Regions from separate parts of the Homo sapiens genome. Here region 1 is linked to region 2. Evidence: read pairs that join two places in POLR2A ChIA-PET (ENCODE). Cell type or tissue: HepG2. All regions are shown on one strand. Links, peaks and the distances in the headings refer to the core of each region. The heading gives the core; the rest is flanking DNA.

What was found. ChIA-PET counts read pairs that join two places held together with the same protein. Peaks named below come from ENCODE experiments on the same cell type or tissue, not always from the same donor. Only the 100,000 strongest peaks of a DNase experiment are listed, where the experiment ranks them.
Region 1: POLR2A ChIA-PET joins it to region 2 with 5 read pairs; 5 of 35 experiments call an interaction of 5 or more read pairs at or near these places.

What each region holds. Positions count from the first base shown.
Region 1 is chr17:42,157,093-42,169,343 of GRCh38, forward strand. It overlaps KCNH4 (potassium voltage-gated channel subfamily H member 4), which reads right to left. Exons shown (of 17, transcript NM_012285.3): 10 at 9,205-9,454; 11 at 8,357-8,601; 12 at 7,038-7,076; 13 at 6,514-6,866; 14 at 6,136-6,242; 15 at 5,156-5,229; 16 at 2,639-3,343; 17 at 1-26. The coding sequence ends at 2,948. Among named protein-coding and RNA genes, the nearest start is that of RAB5C, 8.2 kb to the left of the region's middle. RefSeq lists an enhancer at 2,356-3,026. In HepG2, for the core only: CTCF peaks have their summits at 5,280 and 6,137 (motif pointing right); a DNase peak (open chromatin) is centred at 6,149; H3K27me3 peaks cover 223 bases.
Region 2 is chr17:42,044,469-42,056,719 of GRCh38, forward strand. The region is part of intron 2 of ZNF385C (zinc finger protein 385C); the gene reads right to left. It overlaps C17orf113 (chromosome 17 open reading frame 113), which reads right to left and starts at 6,133. Exons shown (of 3, transcript NM_001358661.2): 1 at 6,089-6,133. RefSeq lists silencers at 5,942-6,141, 6,222-6,291 and an enhancer at 6,911-7,412. In HepG2, for the core only: a CTCF peak has its summit at 6,169; DNase peaks (open chromatin) are centred at 5,552 and 6,133; H3K4me3 peaks cover 2,022 bases.

The DNA.
Region 1 (12,251 bases), core at 2,122-10,121, 110 kb after region 2:
CAGAAGAGACCACCTTGAGAGACAGCCTGCAGAGAGACAGAAACAGAGATGTTGACAGACCCACGCCTAGGAGTAGAAGCAGACATTACTGGGCCCAAAAAGCACCTGTTGGGCACAGGGACCTGGGAACACACTGTTAGGTAAGGCAGAGGTTGCAAACTCAACCCCTGGGCTCCACCCCGGACATTCCAAATTGGATGAGGCCCAGGAATCTGCTTTTTATTTTTTTATTTTTTTGAGCCTCCGCGCCTGGCAGAATCTGCGTTTTAATAGGATCTCAGGTAGTTCTGATGGACACTCAAGTTTTGAGAACTCAAATACCCACAGAGACCAAACAAAAATTTCAAACAAGGGAAGCTAGCTGGGTGTCGGGAGATGATCAAGAAACGTGGTGACTGCGAAGTAGAGTGCAGAGCAGATCCCATCTAAAGAGGACAGTGGCCACCCAGCCCAGCTGATTGCCAGTTATTGCCAGATGGAATGTTGGCCCACGGTAGCCTGATGTCCTGAGGTTTTTTTTGTTTTGTTTTGTTTGAGCAGGGTCTCACTCTGTCACCCAGGCTGGAGTGCAGTGGTGTGATCACTGCTCACTGCAGCCTCAACCTCCTGGGCTCAAGAGATCCTCCCACCTCAGCTTCCAGAGTAGCTGGGACCACAGGCACACACCACTACACCTGGCTAATTTTTTAATTTGTATAGAGATGGGTGGGGGGGGTGTCTTGCTATGTTGCCCAGGCTGGTCTTGAACTCCTGGATTCAAGTCATCCTTCCACCTCAGCTTCTGGAGTAGCTGGAACCACAGGCACTCACCACTACACCTGGCTAATTTTTATTTATTTATTTATTTATTTTTGAGGTGGAGTTTCACTCTTATTGCCCAGACTTGAGAGCAATGGCACGATCTCGGCTCACTGCACCCTCCACCTCCCAGGTTCAAGCGATTCTCCTGCCTCAGCCTCCCGCGAAGCTGGGATTACAGGCATGCACCACCATCCCAGCTAATGTTTGTATTTTTAGTAGAGATGGGGTTTCTCCATGTTGGTCAGGCTGGTCTCGAACTCCAGACCTCAGGTAATCCACCTGCCTCGGCCTCCCAAAGTGCTGGGATTACAGGCGTGAGCCACCATGCCCAGCCTACACCTGGCTAATTTGAAAAATATTTTGAAAAATATTTTTCAAAATAATCCCAGCACTTTGGGAGGCCGAGGCAGGTGGATCATGAGGTCAGGAGATCGAGACCATCCTGGCTAACATGGTGAAACCCCGTCTCTACTAAAGATACAAAAAAATTAGCTGGGCGTGGTGGCAGGCGCCGGTAGTCCCAGCTACTCGGGAGGCTGAGGCAGGAGAATGGCGTGAACCCGGGAGGCGGAGTTTGCAGTGAGCCGAGATTGCACCACTGCACTCCAGCCTGGGCGACAGAGTGAGACTCCGTCTCAAAAAAAAAAAAATATTTTTATAGGCTGGGTGCGGTGGCTGACACTTGTAATCCCAGCACTTTGGGAGGACGAGGCAGGCGGATCAGGAGGTCAGGAGATTGAGACCATCCTGGCTAACATGGTGAAACCCTGTCTCCACTAAAAATACAAAAAATTAGCCGGGTGTGGTGGCGGGCGCCTGTAGTCCCAGCTACTTGGGAGCCTGAGGCAGGAGAATGGCATGAACCCAGGAGGCGGAGCTTGTAGTGAGCTGAGATTGCACCACTGCATTCCAGCCTGGGTGACAGAGTGAGACTCCGTCTATAAAAAAATATATATATATATATTTTTTTTATAGAGATAGGGTCTCGCTATGTTGCTCAGGTGGATCTCAAACTCATGGACTCAAGCGATCCTCCCACCTCGGCCTCCCAAAGGGCTGGGATTATAGGCATGAACCACTGTGCCCAGTGCTACATTTTGTAGAGAAATTGGAATATCTGTATTCCTATATAACCTGTCTCTTTTTTTTATTTTGAGACAGAGTCTCACTGTCGCCCAGGCTGGAGTGCAGTGGTGCGATCTTGGCTCACTGCAACCTCCGCCTCCCGGATTCAAGCGATTCTCCTGCCTCAGCCTCCCGAGTAGCTGCGATTACAGGCATGTGCCACCATGCCCGGCTAATTTTGTATTTTTAGTAGAGATGAGGTTTCTGCATGTTGGTCAGGCTGGTCTCGAACTCCTGACCTCAGGTGATCCGCCTGCCTTGGCCTCCCAAAGTGCTAGGATTACAGGCGTGAGCCACCGCACCTGGCCCTGTCTCATTTTTAATATTGGAACTAACTCATATTTTGAAAATAATGCTGCGCGAGCCGAAGAGTACATATCTGGAGCCATCCGTTTGTTTCCTGTGTGGGCTGTGGGATGAGGTGAGCCTCTCCAGCCTGGGCTCATGGTGGGCGGCCTAAGAAATCATGGGTTGCTCAAATTCCAAGCAACATCTCAAACCTACCCCTCTCTAGGTAACATTGCTCTTAAGGTCTTCAGCAGAGACCCAGGGGCTGAGACAGAAGACCTCACAATATCACTAAGCTATCTTCAGGCAAAATCCTACAACCTGTCTCTCTTGCTATAGACGCTAAGATCCTGTCTGGTCTTCCCTTCATGTCCTAGGCTGGAGCTGGGTCCCTTGCCCATCCCCTCTGCTCCCCCATCTCTACCTGCCTCCAGGTCCTGGGGAGAAAGTAGGATCTCATCTGCCCAGCCCAATGGGCACTGCGGTTCATCTCATGCCTGCTGGGTTCCACAGCCCTCAGGTGGCTCCCCTCACAGAGGGGGAGGTTGGGGAAGGCTTGGAAAAGGGAATAGCGTCAGAGGTAACCACGCTTCATTAAAAAGTCCAGAAATCCAGAGCCAACCAGGCCAGCTGGTGGCTGCTGACCCCAAGGCAGGAAGCCAAGGGGCCCAGGTCCTCCCTGAGTGGTGAGCGGCAGCGCCCACCCCAGACAGGCCTGGGCCCTGGGCCAGGGTCAGTGGAACGTGTCTGACCTGGACTGGAAACTGTGCCTCAAGAGGCTTGGGGTTGGGGGTGAGGCCTCTGGCACTGGAGAGGGTCCCAGAGGGTCAGGCTCTGAGGGGTAGGGGGGCAATATGGAAGGTCTCAAGTCCAGGAGCGCAGTCCCTGTCTCCATGGTCCCCACACTGGCTGGGCAGTGAACTTCAGCAAGCGTAGTATCCTGGAGGCTGGGTGGTGGTCTGGACGCACAAGGAGAGAGGCATGGTGGCCTCAGCTGTGGACAAGGAGGGTCTGGGGTCCAAGCGGAGCCTGCTGGGTGGCCTGGGGGACCCAGCCTGGCCTGCAGCAGGCCCATGATGTGCCGCAGCTCCCGGCTAAGCTGAGACACCTCCTGATTGAGACGAGAGATCTGTTGAAAACACATCGAGTTGTTTCACAGGTGCCACAGTAATAACAAGGTGCACCCCCCTCTCCAGTTTACAAAGCTCTTTCGCAGCCACTTTCTGCTCATGGCCACCCTGGGAAAAAGGCAGGATGAGGGTTATTTTTGCCTAGATGGAAAATGCCCCAGTCTCTTTCCAGAAAGGATTTGGGGCAGCAGATATTGCTATTCCTCCCCTACACACACACGCGCGCGCGAGCTTTCCCAAGATGTTAAAAAATGTGCTCAAAGAGGCCACACATCTGTGAAGTGACAGCCTTATTATTCTCAGCTGATCCCATCACACAAGCTCAAGGGTCTCTATCAGTGCTTTTCACACTTCAGCGACTAGAGAATCAACTAAGAAACTTTTGAAAAGGCACATTTCTGGGCTCCGCCCCAGACATTCCCAATCCTAAGAGGCCCAGAAATCTGCATTTAATAGGTTGTCAGGTAGTTCTTTTTTCTTTTTCTTTTTTTTTTTTTTTTTTTTTTTTTGAGATGGAGTCTCACTCTGTTGCCAGGCTGGAGTGCAATGGCGCGATCTCAGCTCACTGCAAGCTCCGCCTCCCGGGTTCACGAGATTCTCCTGCCTCAGCCTCCCAAGTAGCCGAGACTATAGGTGTGTGCCACCACGCCCGGCTAATTTTTTTCGTATTCTTAGTAGAGACAGGGTTTCACCGTGTTAGCCAGAATGGTCTCCATCTCCTGACTTCGTGATCCACCCACCTTAGCCTCCCAAAGTGCTGGGATTACAGGCATGAGCCACCGCGCCCGGCCTATCAGGTAGTTCTGACAGATACTTGTTTGGGAACCACTGGCCTAGAATTGAGGGATGCCTGAGGCCTTGAGCGGACTTGCCCTCAAGCTTGCTGAACAAGAGCCAGCCCCGCTCAGGCCCCAGGGCCTGAAACAGCCCAGGCACCGCCCCTCTGGGATGCCCGATGTTTATCAGAACACAGGGAAGGCTGGCTCCCAGGGGCTGGGCCTGGTTGCTCTGCGGTGACAACTCTGAGATCCCTTGGGGAGGAGGCAGAGGCTGAGCCTCAGCATATAGAATCTAGGTTCTTCCTGGACAGAGTTCAGACATCTGGATCCAGGTCCCCCAGGCCTGAAGGCCTCTCAGCCTCCCTGTCCCCTGCCCCTGCATCTGCTTAGCACTCATTACCCACGGCTGGGGTAAGGGAAAGAGGTAGGGCCTGGGCAGGAAAGAGTCCTACAGTGGTGGAGGGAGAAGAGATGCTCTTATCAGGCTGGGAAACTTGAGCCAGTCGGGGAGGAAGGAAACCAACTGGTACGGAGTGCCTATGACATGCCAGGGATTGGACCAGGCACATATGCACTCTCATTTCATCCTTAAAACTCTGGGAAGCACATATTACTATTTCCCCATTTTAGATGAGGAAGTTTAAGTTCAGAGCGGTTGTGGGACTTGCCCAAGGTTTAAGTTCAGAGTGGTTGTGGGACTTGCCCAAGGTCATCTAGCTAGCGTGAATATCTCTCTCTTTTTTTTTTTTTTTTTTTTCTGAGACAGAGTCTTGCCCTGTCGCCCAGGCTGGAGTGCAATGGCGCAATTTTGTCTCACTGCAACCTCCGCCTCCCAGGTTCAAGCGATTCTCCTGCCTCAGCCTCCAGAGTAGCTGGGACTACAGGTGCCTGGCTAATTTTTGTATTTTTTAGCAGAGATAGGGTTTCATCATGTTGGCCAGGCTGGTCCCAAACTCCTGACCTCAAGTGAGCCACGTGTAGGGTCTGAAATGCTGTTATATCAGGCACGTCTCTGAGCCAGCCCCAACCCACCTCCTGGTTCAGCCGGCAAACCTTTTCCTTCACCTCCTCAGCCTCACTGGCCAATTCTGGGCTGGGCCTGGTCCCTGCAGGGTGAAGGGATGCAGGTGAGTTCATGGAGCATTAATACCTGAGCCTATAACTTGGGCTGGAATCCTCCTGTCATTGGGCAGGCGGAGAGCAGGGGGAGACAAAGCTCTAGGGTCTGTAAGATGGGAAACCTAAACTCCTTAGCCTGGTTCTGAGGCCCCTGTGTAACTCTCCAGCCTCATCCTGCCCCTTGCCCCATCTTGGTACGGAGCTTCTCTTTGGTGTCTGAACACAGCATCCCTCTGGTTTTCATGCCTTTCAACAATTGTTTTTGTTTTTTTTTTTGAGATGGGGTCTCACTCTGTTGCCCAGGGTGGAGTGCAGTGGTGTGCTCTCAGCTCACTGCAACCTCTGTCTCCGAGGTTCAAGCAATTCTCCTGTCTCAGCCTTCCGAGTAACTGGGATTACAGGTGTGCACCACCACGCCTGGCTAATTTTTGTATTTTTAGTAGAGATGGGGTTTTGCCATATTGGCCAGGCTGGTCTCGAACTCCTGACCTCAGGTGATCCACCCTCATCAGCCTCCCAAAGTACTGGGATTACAGGCATGAACCACCATGCCCAGCTCAATAACTGTTTTGCTCCACTCTTCAAGATCCCACCCACCCTTTAAGAAGCAACCCAAGCATCCCCTCCTCTGCAAGGAAGTCGAGTGAGCACCTTCCTCTTCTACCACAGAGTCCTGTTCTTGTCTGTCATGGTATTTAGCATCTGGAATTGTTTATCTGTGTACAGAGGTGTCTCCCTGCTAGACTTACTCCAAGAGCGTGGGCCAGGTCTGTTTTATCTGTGTATTCCCAGGATGGCACCTGGCACATGGTAGGCCCCTACTACATATGGGATGGATGGACAGGTGGATGGGCAGATGGATGACGGGGTTGAAGTCCACTGTTGGCCCTTACCTGTAGGGGGCGCCTGGGAGCGGGGCCTTGGCAGTTCAGGCCTCCTGCTGAATCGGAATGAAGGGGCCTCAGCTGTGCTGCCAGAGTCCTCAATGCCATCCACTATCCTGGGAACAGGGCAGTGCTCATCAGCACCATGGGGTGAGGGTAAGGGCCAGAGCAGAGCAGACAGAGGGGGACTGGGGGCAGCAGTGCCAGGGGGCGGAGCAAGAGCAGCAGTCAAAGTGGGTTGGGGTTGCAAGCTGTGGTTGGAAGGGTGCGGTGGGCACACGGGCAGAGACGGAATGTAGCACTGTTTGGAACGCCAGGGATAGAGCCCAGAGAAGGTTCTGGAAGCCAATAGGGGTTTTGGGAAAGCAGGGGAGGCTGGCGTCTCACCGGGGACTGAGGTCCGGAGGTCCAAAGGTTCCCAGTGGGGGAATGAGAAGCTGAGGGGGCTTCCAGGCAGCAGAGCACCTGGGGGGGCCGTGAGGGGAGGCACTGTGGCCCTGGCCAGCCAGGGCAGGGGACAGGGATGGGGATAAGGAAGGAGAGGAGACAAGGGCTGAGAATGGGGGCAGCTCCTCGCCCAAAAGGCTGACCAGGGAGCCCCGAGGCCGTGCTGGGCTGAGGTTGGGCAGCAGGAGGGGCCGTCGGGGCCTGGGACCACCCCCAGGCTCCGCGCCACTCTCGGCCTCTGTGATGGATGGCAGCGTCTTGTCTGAGGAGGAGCCGAGGCTTTCTGAGCGGGGCTGCGGGCAGAGGGGGCAGCTGATGTCGCAGGACAGTGAACAACAGACCCCTTCATTAAGTAAGAGCCTTCGCCGGCGGATGCAGCTCCCCATCCATGGAAAGGGGGATGCTGCTACCCATCTCACCCTCTCCCCAGGGCAATTCAACCCCACCCAGGAAGTGGGTGTTACCTGGGAGAGGCGAGGGGATCGGGAAAAGCGGCTGAGGCCCTGTGGGGACATAGGAGAGTTCAAGCTGATTCCTGCCTTCCCGCGGCCATAGCGCAGACCCTCCCTGTCCCACCCAACAGTGTTATGGGGTTGAGAATGTGGAGTCTTTTGTGGAGCTGAGTCAGAAACTATAACCCTAACTCAAACAAACACTGCATATCAAAGTGAGACTGAAAAGCAGCAAAAGACCAAGGCCCAAGGTGTAATGTACAGGCCTGGCCCAGAGCCTAAAACAAAGTGGACTCAGGAGACATTTGGTGAGAGAAGAGGAACCCCCAGGGCATGATGCCCCGTCCAGAGAGGGGCTTGAAAGAGGAGCACATGAGGGGGTTGTTTCTAAAGGGAGGAGCCTGGCTGGGCATGGTGGCTCACGCCTGTAATCCCAGCACTTTGGGAGGCTGAGGCGGGTGGATCACCTGAGGTCAGGAGTTCGAGACCAGCCTGGCCAACATGGCGAAACCCCATCTCTACTAAAAATATAAAAATTAGCCAGGCATGGCATGCATGCCTGTCATCCCAGCTACTTGGGAGGCTGAGGCAGGAGAATCACTTGAACCCGGGAGGCGGAGGTTGCAGTGAGCTGAGATGGCGCCACTACACTCCAGGCTGGGTGACAGAGCCAGACTGTCTCAAAAAAAAACAAAAACGAAAACAAGACCGGGCATTGTGGCTCATGCCTGTAATCCCAGCACTTTGGGAGGCCGAGGTGGGTGGATCACCTGAGGTCAGGAGTTCAAGACCAGCCTGGCCAACATGGTGAAACGCTATCTCTACTAAAAATACAAAAATTAGCAGGGTGTGGTGGTACACACCTGTAATCCCAGCTACTCGGAAGGCTGAGGCAGGAGAATTGCTCCAACCCAGGAGGCAGAGGTTGTGATGAGCCAAGATCGCGCCACTGCACTCCAGCCTGGGCGACAGAGTAAGACTTCGTCTCAAAAAAAAAAAACAAAACCCAAAAAAACAAAAACAAAAACAAAGGGAGGGTCCTTTGAAGGAGTCAGGAGTCTGGGGTGGGGCTGAGGGGTGGTCAGCAGGAGATGGGGCAGTAGAGTTGGGAGTAGATGGCGATGAGAGACGGCCAGGGGCCTGGGTGATGGCCAGTGTAGTGTCAGCGGGGTTGGAAGGTATGAAGCAGGTAAGGGGCAATGGAGGAGGGTGCCTGGGCTTCAGGCATGTGTTTTTAGGGTGGAGGGAGGTTCATGGGACTCTCAGGCTGGGGAGGTCTGCTTTGGAGGAAGGGACTCTGGAAGGATGGCGGTCATCAGGGGTGTACATACACTGGTGTCAGAGCCCTGGCGCAGGTTGAAGGTGAGGTCCCGGGGCAGGCCAGCCCGGAAGGCAGCCCCATACTCAGGATAGAGCCTCAGGACCTCAGCCAGCCCTCGGCTGCTCAGCTGCTGCAGGCCACAGTAGGTCAGAGCTTTCACATCAGCACTGGTCTTTAGCACGAAGTTTGGGTCTGCTCCCAACCCAGGCTCCTGCCCCGGCTCAGGGATATCTGCTCCAATCAGGTCCCCCTTCCCTGTAGGTAAGGGATGGGGACAGTCAGCTGGGGCAGTGAGAACGAAAGGATATCAGCTGGAGGTGCTCAGTGGATTTGAGGGGTGGTCAGTGTGTTTGAAGGATGGTTGAAGGTGGGCCAGTCAATGGGATTGGTGGAAATAACCAATGGAATTGGGAAAAGGTCAGTGCAGAATGACTGGTAAGGCTGGGAGACAGTCAGTGGGAGTGAGTAGGGCCAGAGGAACGATCAGTGGAATTGGGTGATAAAAATCACAATGGCCGGAGGGGTCAGGTCAGTTAGAGGGTAAAAGTGAATGGAGTTTAGGGTCACTGGGGAAAGGTCAATGGGGTTGGGAAGTGGAGCAATGGGAAAGGATCAATTGAGCTGGGGGACAGTCACCGGGAAGGGTTGATGGGTTGAGGGATGCCCAAGGGGATTAGGGGGAATTGTCTAAAGGCGATGGTCGTAGGGCGGAGGGACCGAGAGAGTACTCCTCAGCAGGAACTGTAGGTATCCACGAGGGGTATCCCATTCCCTAGAATCCTGGCCATTCCCAAGTCCTCAGTGGGGGTTGCGGGGGGTGGTTCCAGGGTAGGTAGTAGAGGGTGACGGTGTCCTTACCCAGGATGGCCAGCACCATGTTGTCTCGGAGCACCTCAAGCGAGCCGGAGCAGACATAGTAATGTGCCTGCAGGGCATCCCCACGGCGCAACAGGTACTCGCCCGGAGCGCAGAACGAGGTCTTGATGTGCAGCGATAGGGCCCGCAGGCAGCCCCTGCTCGCTGCCCCGAACAACGGCAGCTGCAGGATCTCCCGATTCAGGTGCATAGCAATGTCAGCTCTCAGCTCGTCTGGGAAGTCACGCAGTAACTGCATAAGGGGCATAGGTCATTCTGGCCATCCCCCTGCAGCTACTACTTGAGTCTACAAATGTGCTGAGCTGTCTTCAAAGAGAGAATTCCTCTTGCCCTTGCTTTGAAGTCACCCATTCCAGACCTTCAGTACAACCTCTGTGTCTAACCTCAATTTTGCTTGCTGCATGTACCTCACAACCCAATTTCAGGGGCAGAGACCAGGTCTTCTCCCATCAGTTCCCTGCCTGTGGCTACATGCTGGTCACTTAACCCCATCGTTCAGAAGCCATCACTTGGGGGTCAGCCTTCAACTGGGAGTCAGGAGACCAGGAGTCAGCTCGGCTCCTAAGTCCCTGTGGACCTTGGGCAACCCATTTCCGCTCGCTGGGCCTCAGTATCCCAGTCTGTATCTCAGTCTGTAAAATGCAGAGTTGTTATTAGACCATGGGCACTACCAATGACCTCTTATGGCCACACTGCATGTTCACATCCTCATATGGAGCCCCTTGGCCACCCTGGCTTGTTGAACTCTCCCCTTGGTCCCCCTGGGCTCCTGTGAAGGGTTCCCTCCTGGTTCCTCCCACTGCTTACTTCCTCATTTCCTCTCAGGCTCCTCTTCCTCAGCCAACACCCTGGACTCTCACTTTCCACACTCTCCCTGCATCATGGCAACTGGCCCCATGGCTTCCCTACTACCTGAGTGCCCTGAGCCCTAACTCTGGGTCCAGACCTGATTTCTTTTTTCTTTTTTTTTGAGGCAGAGTCTCACTCTGTTACCCAAGCTGGAGTGCAGTGGCACGATCTCAGCTCACTGCAACCTCCGCCTCCCAGGTTCAAGTAATTCTCCTGCCTCAGCCTCCCGAGTAGGTGGGATTACAAGCACGCACCACTACGCCCAGCTAATTTTGTATTTTTAGTAGAGACGGGGTTTCACCATGTTGGCCAGGCTGGTCTCAAACTCCCAGCCTCAGGTGATCTGCCCGCCTCAGCCTCCCAAAGTGCTGGGATTACAGGTATGAGCCACCGCACCCAGCCAAGAGCTGATTCCCATCTACCTACCGGGCAGCCTCTCTCTGGACCTCCCCCAGGCACTATACCCTCCTCTTGGTCTGACCCGGGACTCTCACCTTCATCCCAAAGCCCATCTTCCCCCTGTTATGCCTCCATCCCCACCCTTGGCCTAAGCCAGAAAACTGGGAGTCACTCTGAGCTCCTCTCTTGCAACCAGCAGGAGATTACCACGTCCCACAGATCCCATCCTCAGAGATACCTCACCAACCCATTCCCTCCAAGATCCCCACACCACTCCCCAGTCTAAACATTAAGCAGGATAAAATCTAAATTCTAGGCCATCCCTGAGCTGGGCCTGCTGCCTCCCAGCCCATGTCGTGCCTTCCTGCCCTGCCTTCTCCCTCCGCAGCACTCACATGCCCATTCCTGCGGGCTTATTGAGCCGCTTTCAGTTCCCTAAAGCGCTCACTCTGCTCTTTTGTGCCATCACTTCTGGCCTGTGTCCCTAAGGCCATTTCTACCTGGCATTGCCACCTTCCTTGACTCCTCCCCACCCAGGCACAATGAGGACCTGAAGGCACCGACATCCCTCCTTTACAGCCCCATTCAGCGCGGCACTCTCTGTTCATCTTTCTGCCTCCCTCAATACTCTGGGTCTCCCTGAGGGCCAGGGCTAAGTGTCATCATCTCTAAGCTCTCTGTGCCCAGCACCAAGGCTGGCCCAAAGCAGGCACTCAGGAAATGTTGGCAGAAGGGAGAGTCGCATCAGCTGGGCCCTGAGCTCTTTCATTCCCTTATTCAAGTGCAAAGAAACAAGAATTTGGCCGGCTGTGGTGGTGCACGCCTGTAATCCCAGCAAATTGGGAGGCTGAAGCAGGTGTATTACGATGTCAAGAGTTCGAGACAAGCCTGACCAACATGGTGAAACCCCGTCTCTACTAAGAATACAAAAATCAGCCGAGCATGGTGGCAGGTGCCTGTGATCCCAGATACTCAGGAAGCTGAGGCAGAAGAATTCCTTGAACCTGGGAGGCAGAGGTTGCAGTGAGCTGAGAGCACACCACTGCACTCCAGCGTGGGCGACAGAGCAAGACTCCTTCTTGAAAAAAGAAAAAAAGAAAAGAAGCAAGAATTTGTATTTTGGGCAAATGTGTGCCCTTGTGAACAATACCTCACCCCCCGGGCCCTGTTTGCCTCCCTTTTATTTTATTTATTTATTTTTTTATTTTTATTTTTATTTTTATTTTTGAGACAGAGTCTCGCTCTGCCGCCCAGGCTGGAGTGCAGTGGCACAATTTCGGCTCACTGCAAGCTCCGCCTCCCGGGTTCATGCCATTCTCCTGCATCAGCCTCCTGAGTAGCTGGGACTATAGGTGCACGCTGCCATGCCCGGCTAATTTTTTGTATTTTTAGTAGAGATGGGGTTTCACCGTGTTAGCCAGGATGGTCTCGATCTCCTGACCTTGTGATCCGCCCACCTCGGCCTCCCAAAGTGCTGGGATTACAGGTGTGAGCCACTGCGCTCAGCGCCTCCATTTTATTTATTTATTTTTTTTGAGACAGAGTCTAGCTCTGTCACCCAGGCTGGAGTGCAGTGGCATGATCTTGGCTCACTGCAGCCTCTGCCTCCCTGGTTCAAGTGATTCTCGTGCCTCAGTCTCCCTAGTAGCTGGGATTACAGGCGTGCACCACCACAGCTGGCTAATTTTCATATTTTTAGCAGAGACAGGGTTTCACCATGTCGCCCAGGCTGGTCTTCAACTCCTGACCTCAAGTGACCTGCCCGCCTCAGCCTCCCAAAG
Region 2 (12,251 bases), core at 1,772-9,771:
TAGTTGGCATGGTGGCACATGCCTGTAATCCCAGCTACTCGGGAGGCTGAGGCAGGAGAATCGCTTGAACCCGGGAGGCGGAGGTTGCAGTGAGCCGAGATCACGCTATTGCACTCCAACCTGGGCAACAAGAGCAAAACTCTGTCTCAAAAAAAAAAAAAAGAAAGAAAAGAAATCAGCAGAAAGCTGATTCTTTCCAAGACACAGGAAGATTTGCTTTCTCTAAAGCTCCATTCCTTATACACACAGGTGAACACACACTCACACTCATACCCATTGGTACTGTGGTTCTGGGATGGGTAGCCCAGACCTGGGGCCTCAGACTGAAGGCAGCTAGCCAGTTGCCTCTACCTCCCTCACTCTGCCACCTCCCCAGGCACGAGGCCAGGATGAGCAGTTCAGGACTGAAAAGCCATGTCCAGCCATTGGCCAAAACCTGCCAACTCTACCTTTTTTTTTTTTTTTTTGAGACAGAGGCTCACTCTGTGGCCCAGGCTGGAGTGCAGTGGCGCAATCTTGGCTCACTGCAAGCTCTGCCTCCCGGGTTCACACCATTCTCCTGCCTCAGCCTCCCAAGTAGCTGGGACTACAGGCACCCGCCATCACGCCCGGCTAATTTTTTGTATTTTTAGTGGAGACGGGGTTTCACCGTGTTAGCCACGATGGTCTCGATCTCCTGACCTTGTGATCCGTCCGCCTCGGCCTCCCAAAGTGCTGGGATTACAGGCGTGAGCCACCGCGCCCAGCCAATTTTTTATATTTTTAGTAGAGACGGGGTTTCACCGTGTTAGCCAGGATGGTCTCGATCTCCTGACCTTGTGATCCGCCCGTCTCGGCCTCCCAAAGTGCTGGGATTACAGGCGTGCGCCACCGCGCCTGGCCTTAACTCTACCTTTTAATTATCTCTCCAACCTGTGTCCTCGTCTTCATGCCTAAATGTAACTACCATTTCTGGAATGTGAACTGAGGCCCTGTGCTAAGTGCTTTACAACGATCCAGGGTCAGACCCAGATGACTCTCTGTGGCTGAGATATTATCCTTTTGGAGAGGACAAAACTGAGGTCTGTGACTTTAACTGGCTTGCTCCAGGATTCATAAGCAATAAGTAGCTGAGGCTCAATCAGAGTGACCTCCTGACCCCAAAGGCTGTACTGAGACCCTGGTCTGTACTGTCTCTCTCCCTCCAGCTGCCTAGCCTTGGCCCAGTTCAGGCCCTCACGGTATCACCTCGATCACTGCAGCTGCCTCGGTCTCTGCATGGTCATTTCCCCCAGACTCATCCCTCACCCAACAGCCAGAGACAGCAAGCTCACACATAGATCCAACTGTGTCACTCCCTAGTTTCCACCTCTTTACTGATATCCCACTGCCTAAGTCTACACACCTAACCACAAGCCAGCAAGGCCCTCCCCAGCCTCTGAATACTTCTGTTAATAGAGCCTCCCGCCATTCCTGTCTGCCCAATCAATCCTGAAGGCTTGCATTCCCAGTAGACACCAAGCTGTTACTTTGTCCCTGCCTTCATCCTCTGAGCCTAGAATTCCCTCTCCCTCCTCTTTCCTTACTAATTCCCACTCATTGCCTGAGAGCAGCTCAGATATCCCTTCTGCCATGCTGATCCCCACAACCTGGGCTGGTAGCCATCCTCTAGTTCCCCACAGCTCCCTATGCGTGAGTCTTCATGACACAATATGGTGAATACAGGGATTCTGTACATATCTCTGCACTGAGTTCCTAGAAGCCAAGACCATGTTTGTTCATTTTCATATCTCGTAAGTCCCTGTCTGGGGCTGGGCACACAGATACCTCTCAGTAAAAGTTGGTTGTTTAAAAGAATGAAAGGGCCAGGCATGGTGGCTCACACCTGTAATCTCAGCACTTTGGGAAGCTGAGGTAGGAGGATCTCTTGAGCCCAGGAGTTCCATACCAGCCTGGGCAACATAAGGAGACCTTGTCTTTACAAATAAAATGTTTTTAAAAAATTAGCTGGGCATGGTGGTGTATGCCTGTAGTCCCAGCTACTCAGGAGGCTGAGGTGGGAAGATCACTTGAGCCCAGGAGTTCAAGGCTATAGTGAGCTATGATCATGCCACTGCACTCCAGCCTGGGAAAAATTGTGAGAACCTGTCTCAAAATAAATAAATAGATAAAATTTTAAACTAAAAATAAAAATACGAGAGGCCAAGGCAGGAGGATCACTTGAGCTCAGGAGTTCAAGACTAGCCTGGGCAACACAGCAATACCCAGTCTCCAAAAGATAAATAAATAACATTTAAAGATAAAATAAAAATAGAAAACAATGCCAACACATTAAAAAAGAAATGAATGGATTCATTTTGGCCACATGAAAGAACTCTTGTTTCTGAGACTGTCAATTAGATGATATTTTTTTTCCTTTTTTTTTTTTTTTAATTGAGACAGTTTCACTGTGTCACCCAGGCTAGAGTGCAGTGGTGCGATCTCAGCTCACTGCAATCTCCACCTCCCGGATTCAAGCGATTCTCCCGCCTCAGCCTCCCAAGTAACTGGGATTACAGGCACATGCCGCCATGCCCGGCTAATTTTTTTTTTTTTTTTTTTTGAGACGCAATTTCACTCTGTCACCCAGGCTGGAGCGCAGTGGCGCGATCTCGGCTCACTGCAAACCCCACCTCCCGGGTTCACGCCATTCTCCTGCCTCAGCCTCCTGAGTAGCTGGGACTACAGGTGCCCGCCACCATGCCCGGCTAATTTTTTTGTATTTTTAGTAGAGACAGGGTTTCACCATGTTAGCCAGGATGGTCTTGATCTCCTGACCTCGTGATCCGCCCGCTTCAGCCTCCCAAAGTGCTGGGATTACAGGTGTGAGCCACTGCGCCTGGCCCCGGCTAATTTTTTTGAATTTTTAGTAGAGACGGGGTTTCACCGTGTTGACCAGGCTGATCTCGAACTCCCGACCTCAGATGATCCGCCCATCTCAGCCTCCCAAAGTGCTGGGATTACAGGCGCCTGGCCCAATTAGACGATCTGAAGCTCTGAGACTGCAGTAACTGTCTTGTCCACTTGACATGTATACCAGTGCCCTGTGTGGAACCAGCACATAGTAGGTGGGTAAAACAAGGGCAGATGAGGAGAGTTCCAGGGCCGGCTGGTTTGGTGCAAGGAAAGGCTGCCAGATGCAATCGTAACTTCTTGGCCCTCTTCCTTGGGACTTTTTTTTTTTCGAGACAGAGTCTTGCTCTGTTGCCCAGTCTGGAGTGTAGTGGTGTGATCTCGGCTCACTGCAACCTCCGCCTCCTGGGTTCAAGCGATTCTCCTGCCTCAGCCTCCTGAGTAGCTGGGATTACAGGCGCGCACCACCATGCCCAGCTAATTTTTTGTATTTTTAGTAGAGACAGGGTTTCACCGTGTTGGTCAGGCTGGTCTCGAACTCCTGACCTCGTGATCTGCCCGCCTCAGCCTCCCAAAGTGCTGGGATTATAGGTGTGAGCCACCGTGCCTGGCCCTTGGGACTCTTGAGTGGCACTTGGTGATGCTCACCACACCCTCCTTGGAATCCTCTTTTCTCTTGGCTTCTAGGATCCCATGTTCCTTGGTTTTCCTTCCTCTGTCCATCACTCCTTGGCCTCTGGAGGTCATCTCCTCCCCCCCTTCCCAACTTCAAATTGTCTAACATTTCAGAACCATCTCTGCAGACCACTGGGAAATACACAAACCCAGCCTGGGCACCACACCACTCCATCCAGCTGCCTCCCCGGCCTGTTCCTAGACAGAACTGTTGATCTATCCTTATAAATATGCCATTCTTGGCTGGATGTGGTGGCTCACACCTGTAATCCTAGCATTTTTGGGAGGCTGAGGTGGGAGGACTGCTTGAGCCCATGAGTTTGAGACCAGCCTGGGCAACATAGGGAGAACCTGTCTTTACCAAAAAAAAAAAAAAAAAAATTAGCCGGTCATGGTGGCATATGCCTATAGTCCCAGCTACTCGGGAAGCTGAGGCAGGAGGATCACTTGAGCCCGAGTTTGAGACTGCAGTGAACTGTGATCACATCACTGTACTCCAGCCACCCTGGGTGACACAGCGAGACCCTGTCTCTAAAAACAAAAACAAAAGCAAATATGCCCCTCTCCCAATCATCCCTGTCTCAGGAAATGAAATCCATCCTTCTTCCTAGGTGCCCTGTCCAGAAACCTGCCCTTCAATCCCTGTTCTCTTCTACATCCAGAACCTGCTCCATCCATAGGTCTTGTTGATTCTTCCTCCAAAATCCACTTCTAACTTGTCCCTTCTCTCCACACCACTGCCTGGCGGCCTTGTCCAGGCCACCTTTATCTTTTGCCTGGACGAGTGCAGTTGCTTCCTGACTGCACACTGGGTTTCCATTCTTAACCTCTCTTAACCAGAGGGGGGCTTTTAAAAATATACCACTTTAGTGAGCCGAGATCATGCCACCGCACTCCAGCCTGGGAGACAGAGCAAGACTCCATCTCAAAAAAAAAAAAAACAAAAATACTGCTTTAGACCCCTCCACAACCACCCACTCCTCTAAGGCCAGTGCCAGAATTCCTTTGAGGTCTGCCAAATGCCCAGGGCTACTGACCTCTCTGGTGGCCACTTGTGTCTCCCTTCCTTCCTAGTAACACCACCCTTCTCTCTGGGTTCCTCCAGAGTGCCAGGTTCCCATCCCCCGGGTCCTTTGCCCGTGCTGTCCCTTCTTCCAGAATATTCCCAGCTGCCCTCCCAATGCTTTACCTGGCCTGTTTCATTTCCCCTTTGGCCTTAGCTTAACCATCCATTCCCAGGAAGTCCCTTCTTTTCTGTCATTGCTCCCTGTTTGTTCTCTCCATTCCATGCTCCACAGATTACAAATCTCTGCTTCTATCTGTGTAGTTCTCTTGCTTCATCCTCTCTCCACCCCCCTTCTCATGCACGTTCCCTGAGGGCAGGAAAGGTAACTAACTTCTTCATGTCTGAATCCCAGAGATGGGTACAGTGCCTGACACCCAGCAAGTGCACCACACAGTTGGGCAGTGAATAAGAAAGAGCAGGTTCCCAGGCAGAGAGGGCAGTGGAGCCAGCCCTTGGGCACCTTTTAGGTGATTAAAACAGCTGCCTTTGACATCCTTTCCTCCCAAGATCCTGTGATTCTATGACCTTGCCCAGCCCACTATGCACAGGATCTCAGAATGGGGGCAGAGGGGTGCAAAAGCAAGGTGATGCCCTTCTGGAATTTTGTCAGATCCTTTCCATGTACATCGAAGCTGCCTATCCTGCCCATTCTGCAGAACAAAAGGCAGGTAGGTAGAGCCCAGGAAGGTGGAGATTCTAAAACGGCTCTGTCCAACACAGCAGCCACTGGCCACTGCAGCTATTGTAAATGCAGCTGTTTAAATTACTTAGAATTAAATAAAACATTAGCATTCAGCTCACACTAGGCACTTTTCAAGTGCTTAGTAGCCAATGTGGCTAGTGGCTATTGCATTGGACAGCACATTTACATCATCCCAGAAAGTTCTATTGGACAGAGCTGCTATAAACAGGTCAAATTCCATTGACATTCTCCCCACCTCAACCTCAAGGAAACAGGCTGAGTGGAGTGAGGTGTAAACAAAACTCCATGGGTCCAGTTGTGACCAAGGCTGACCAGGAGGGCACACTTGCTGCAGACACAGGTCTCCTCTCATTTCTCTCCACACCCTGACCAGCCGGATGGGAGCAGGAACAACTTGACAAGGACCCCAAGGCATGTAAGCCTCAAACAGTATTCATGTGGCCCCAGAATGTGGGTCCCGAGCCTCCTCCCCGGGCTCCTGGGGGCCCCTTGCTTTGGGACCCCACTAAGAGAAGTCCAGCACTCAGCAGACAGGGCCGGGCGCCCCCTGCTCTGACAGCCCTGGTGAGAAGGGGCTCCCCTGCACCTCTTCTCACGCATCCTCCCGGGGGCTGGGACGGGGAGGGCTGAGGAACTTCCTCTGGGGGGCGCGCGGTGACAGAGCCCTCGGTGGGTCCCGCAGAGGCACTGAGCCTCCGCCCGCCCGTCCCGCCCGCTCCGGGAGGGGGCGTCCAGCCCGGCCTGGCGCCCCCGCCCCGTCCGCTCGCACTCACGGAGACACAGGAGCCACCATCTTGGGCGGTGGACGCTCTGGCCGCGGTCTCCTTGGGCTCCACGGAGCGACAGCAGCCACTAGCGGCAACGGGGGCGAAGAGGCGCCAGCAGCCAGCGCCGGCCAGGGTCCCGGGCAGGGCGGGCGGCGCCCCCGGGGCTCACCTGGCCGCGCCCACCTGCGGCGCCTCCCGCCCAGCGCGCTCAGCCCGGCCCCGGCCCCACCCCCCAGCCCCTGCCGCCCCACGCGCGGCAGCAGGAGCCAGAGGCTAGACCGCAGGCAGCGCGGTGCCGGGGTTCATTCGGTCCGCGCATGTATCCGGGGTTCCTCGAGGGGCTCACAGCCTAAGCCACAGACAGGTAGAGCGCGGTAGAGGCTGCAAAGTGTTCTGAGAGTTTGGAAGCAAGTGCTTTGGGATCACGAAGGAGCGGGCGACCAGCTGAAGGTCTGCAGGGCGGGTCAATTAGGGTTCGCAGCATTCTGGGTAAGTGAACTTTTACTAGGGGAAGGGCACTCCAGGCCGTGGGATGGCAGAGCAAGGATTCCTCTGGAAGTTGACAGGTCGCTGCAGGTTCATGAAGAATTGGGGTGGGTGGGGGCAGTGCCTGATGCTGGATGGCTCTAGGGGAATGCTGGGGATTTTGACCTTCCCACCTGGTGGGAAGCCTCCTCCGGAGGAGTTGGAACTGGGAAGCTTATTGTTTTAGCCTAGTGAGTTATTTGCAGTGGGGTTGACAGAGTGGGGAAGAGGGAGGGAGGTTGGCGTGACCTTTTTCTAAAACTCTGATACACAGCCGACCCTCATCCCGGTCTGCGTTACTCTGAGAGGTGAATTGAGGAGCTTCCCTGCAAGAGGAATGTGCAGACGTGGAGGTGTGGAGTCCAGAGGCCTGGGATGGAGCTCCAGTTATATTTAACTCTGAGGCCTTGGACTGGACACTTAGCTATGAGCCTGTTTCCTCATCTGTAAAGTGGGAATTACAACTTGGGGAGGAGGCTAGGGCAGGACAGAAATGGGTCTGAAGACCAAATGAGGTGCTAGGTGTGGAGGCCATTCAGAGAGGGGGCTGGCCTGCTGCTGTGGATCAAGGGCATGTCCAGACAATGACCCAGTCTCCCCTTCCAGACAGCACAAAGTCACCCAGAAATGCCTTCCAGTCCCCTCACAATTGGGTACGCTGCTCTTCTGCAAAAGGCCTAGGGTGCATGTTGATTTGAGGTCCCAGCCCCACCAGTGGCTGCTGGGAACTCCTCTGCCCCAGCATCCTCCATGCAGCACTGCTCTGTGCCACCCACCGTCTGCCTCTGACATTCACTGTGAACCCCAGCCCCAGAGCTGCTGGGATGGAGCGCGAATCACATGCACACACACGTGTGGCCGCCTGACTCCTGGCTACACTCAAATGAAGGGAGATGTTGCAGCCCCCACAGCTGCCCCCGAGTGGCACCACACAGCCCTCAGGTCTAGAATTCTGCACCCTGAAAGGGTCAGGTTGGGGGTAGGTCTTCTTGGATGGCATTTTGCTGCGGAACAGCCACCTTAAGTGTCTTGGAGCAGCCATGGCTCATTAGCTAACTGCCTCAAGAGGGTGGGGTGTGGTCAGAGGTATGAGCAAGCCAGACCAGTACAGAAGAAGAGGCTGCCCCCAAAGGTCCAACCGAGGCTGGGGCAGGGCACAGAGCAGAAATCTTATGAAATAACATCACCCTGGCTGCCACCAAGGGAGAAGATCTGGGAAAACCACATCCTGCTATTTTGCCATAATGGGAAAAGACAGACAGACAGACACACACACACGAGCACAGAGACACACAACCTGAGGCCCATATCACCCATGGATAGTGGCAGGTTTAGACATCAAGGCACATACATACATACCTCCCCCCACACTTAGACCATGTATTCTATCTACACACGAGATGTGTATACATATGGAGGTGGTACTGATGCCAAGATACACAGATACCCATGCTGGCTGGGAGGCAAAGGCAGGCACACTGGCCACACAAGAGCATGCATGCATACACAGATGGGCACGAGCAACAAAGACATATTTGTGTATACATATACCCAGAGAGACAGATGCACATGAACGTACAGACTCCTACAAATGCAGTTACAGACCATGGACAGCAATGGGCACACAGTGGCACACACCTTCACAAAGATAGATGCATGTACACAAAGAGCCATATGCAGATGCAGAGACCGGTGTGCACACACACTCCCCTTACAAAGTTAAATGCATCGGAGTTAAAAGAGCATATCTCCAAACAGAGTCTCTCTCCCACTCTTTCCCCATCCCCCTACCCCCAAGTCACGGGGCAGACAATAGGGTCCTCCCAGAAGCACATGCCTGCACACAACACATCTCAAATAATGACACTGCCATTTCTATCATGGATAAAAACCCAAACTCTGCGAAGAATATGGGAGTCCAGGGGAGAGAGAGCCAAAGTGGAGAGTGAGAGGTTGAGCCAAGACCCACTGCATGCCCACTCCCACCATGGCCAGGGGGTTCCTCCCCACATTCTCCAGAGCCCCCAAGCCACTTCTGGGTCATCTAGCACTCAGGATGTGCAGACTGCCCCCAAGCTGGAGGAAGACTCCAAAGCCCAATCACAACATAAACTCTGCCCCCAGTCGCACTGCCTCCAGGCCCTTGCCCCCAAGGAAAGGGTTCCCCCAAATAGCCTTTGATGGGTGATGGCTGTCTCCCTCAAAAAAGGCCAGGCAACCGTCTGTGTGGAGAGGTGAGCTGGGAGACCACAGATAAAGAGGGGGAGGGGAGCATTGATTTGGACCCCAGTGCAGTGGCTGGATCTCAGGGAGGAGGCACCCTGATTTCTGTCCCCCTCTGTCTGCTTCCCTCTCTTTCTGTGCTGCAGTAACAGCTCTCTCTTCACTCCCCTCGGACGTCTCCCCCTCCCCTGGCCCCTCAGAGGCAGTTAAAGGTGAGGTCTGATACAAGGAACCTTTGACATGGGCTCCCTGGACAGGCATCTGCCCAGATGTCCAGCACCCCTGTTTCCCGCAGGGTGGACCTCCAGCTCCCCAGCATTCCTACCCTTTCTTTCACCTTTGTTCTCGGCCAGAGTGGGGGCTTCCCTGCCCAGCTCTGCACCTGGGAAAAGGGTTGAGAGTAACTGGCTACTGGTGTCTCTGAGAGACAACTTTTGGGGGCCAACTATAGCAGGAAAGGATTGGGCTGGGGAGAGGGGAGAGGACCACCCTCACCTAAGCCCTCTCCCCACTTCCCAGCCCGGGCGTCATCAGCACTCACCCAAGAGCATTCTCTGCCTTTGGAGGCACCACCGCGGAGTGCAGAACGAGGAGCAAATGAAACCCAGCCAGAGTGACAGAGGGAAGGGGGGGATGTGAGGGACAGGAGGGGAGGGCGCGAGGGAGGGACTCCTGGTTCTGCCTGGAAAGCAGCGTCGTTCCTGGGCCCTGTCTCTCTTTGCCAGGAAGGAGCTGCCCATTCTCTGGTTTCCCCCATCCCAACCACAGGTGGAAAGAACAGGGCATGTTCTTCCCCCAGGGGAGAAGTGTGGGGGCAAATGTGCAGACCAAGAACTGGGGGAGGATATCGGGGAGCATCCCTCACCCCCTACTCACAGAGGATTCCCTTGCCTGGGGCCTCTTACACTGAAGTGAAGGGTTGGAAGGACTGACTTTGTCCACAGGGACCTCCAGGGAAGGAGGAGCTGCTGGTCCTGCTCTGCCTGCTGGATGGCTCTTGCCGCCCTCTTGCCTCAGGACTTGCTGCTGCAGGAGCCCGTTTTCCTGCCCAGCCTCACTCATCCTCTCCTCACCATCCCCTTATGTTTAACTGCTGTTGCTGAAGAGGAAACTGAGCCTCAGAGAGGTGTTGCCACTTTATCAAAGAGCACTGGCCATGCAGGGTTTGGGGAGCAGGGATCCAGGTGTCTTGCCACTGTTAGTCTAGTACCTGGACCCTTGGATCTGCTATCTGGGCGATGCCAGGAAGGAGAGGAGGGAGTTTATCTGATCCACTAGAACTTCTTTTTTTTTTTTTTTCTGAAGCAGTGTTTCGCCCTGTCACCCAAGCTGGAGTGCAGTGGCAAGATCTTGGCTCACTGCAACCTCTGCCTCCCGGGTTCAAGCAATTCTCCTGCCTCAGCCTCCAGAGTAGCTGGGATTACAGGTGCCTGCCACCATGCCCAGCTAATTTTTGTATTTTTAGTAGAGAGGAGGTTTCACCATGTTGGCTAGGGTGATCTCGAACTCCTGACCTCAAATGATCCACCTGCCTTGGCCTCCCAAAGTGTTAGGATTACAGGTGTGAGCCACAGCACCCGGCCTGATCCACTACAACTCCTGACACCCCTCCCATGCCCACCCAAGATCCCCCAGCCCCATTCTTCTCCTCTCCATTCACTCCTTCCTCTCCCTCCTCTTCCTAAAAGCTGGCTCTTTACCGACCTGAGCACCTGGTGGCTGGGAGGGGGTGGAGTGGGGGAAGGAGGCAGCCAGCCCACAGCTGGATCCAGTCCTACATCCAAGCCCAGGTCCCGATGCTAGCCCCCGACCCCCTCAGCATCCTGTCTCCACCAGACAATAACCTGTAATCTCTGGAGCAGCCAACATTCACAAAGAAGATCTGGGAGGGGTTGGCAGCGGCAGCTCCTGAAAACAGGTTTGTTAGGAAGGGGCTCTGGGGGGAGGAGTTGTTTGTGTGGGGAGAGGAAGGAAACTCAAGCCCAGAGCTAATTAACCCACCCAGAGACACAGACAGAATCTTTGTCTTCTTCCAGGGCAGGGATCTGAGCTAAGCCCCCTAATTCTGTACCCAGACAGCCTTGCTTTTCCTGGTGGTCCTGGGGGAGGGGGATGCCAATGGTCAGGGTCACACCTGGGGGAGGGGGATGTGATGACATTCGGGAAGAGCGTGGGGCACTTCTGTCACCTGCCACCAAGGGAGAATAGCAGCAGGAGGCAGAGGCAGGTCAGACTGCAAGAAGAACTTCTCAGTGGCCTTGGGGGAGCACAGTTTCTTTGCAGCATGCACCCAAAGGCCTCAGTATGTGTGTGGGAGGCCGTGACTGGGGAGAAAACGGCAACCCAGGGAGATACCGAAGGATGGGAGACAGGCTGGAGGGCTTCCGGGGCCTCCTGATGGGACTGAAATTAATCCATCTGCAGGGAGTGGGGGTGAGAAGCTCATCAAGCCAGTGACTCAGGCGTGACTTGAGCTCAAGGTCTTTGATCTCTGGGGCCCAGGATGCAGCCAGAGGCTTCTGCAGTCAAAGACTTGGAAAGGGGATGGAGGGACCGATTCAAACAGGAGCTAGGGGAGGTCTGAGGATGCAGAGTAGGGGAGCCTAGATTTGGCCTGCCACTCTTACCACTACCCCTCTCCCGCTGGAAGGCACAGGGACATGTAGTGTAGCTGCAGCCTTCTTGGCCCTGAAATCCACTATAGTCTGACTCGATCTCTGCTAACCTGTCCCCCGTACTGTCTACCTTGCACTCCCTGACTAAGGTTCTTCAGGCCATTTCAGCAAGCCAGAGCTTAAGTCATTTCAGAAATGCCCTCCTCTCCCCTCTTGTGTCATGTTGCAATGGATGCCATGGGGCAGGCCCACTCTGAATTGGATGACTGGGTTCTTTCTACCAAGAGACAAGGGAGGGACTGGTTGACCTTAAGAAGCTAGTCTCCCCATCCCTAGCCAGATGGCTGGCATCTCCCCATTTTTCAGTTGAGCACACCAAGGGACAGGGCAGAGGAGTGGCCATGGGTCCCGAGCATTTGTGGAATCATCTGTTGGGACAGCCTGCCCTCTCTGGGCCATACTCCTCCCCATTCTCAAACATGGCTCAGTTGCTCCTAATATATGCTGTTCTCCTCAGCAGGGCATCAGAGAGGAGTGTGAGATAGAATTTAGAGCCAGAAACCTGGGGCTGGGTGCAAGGGCTCACACCTGTAATTCCAGCACTTTGGGAGGCTGAGGTGGGAGGATTGCTTGGGGCCAAGAGTTTGAGACCAGCCTGGGCAACATAGCAAGACCTTGTGATATGGTTTGGCTGTGTCCCCATCCAAATCTCATCTTGAATTGTAGCTCCCATAATTCCCTCATGTTGTGGGAGGGATCCAGTGGGAGATGACTATCATGGGGGCAGTTTCCCCCATACAGTTCTC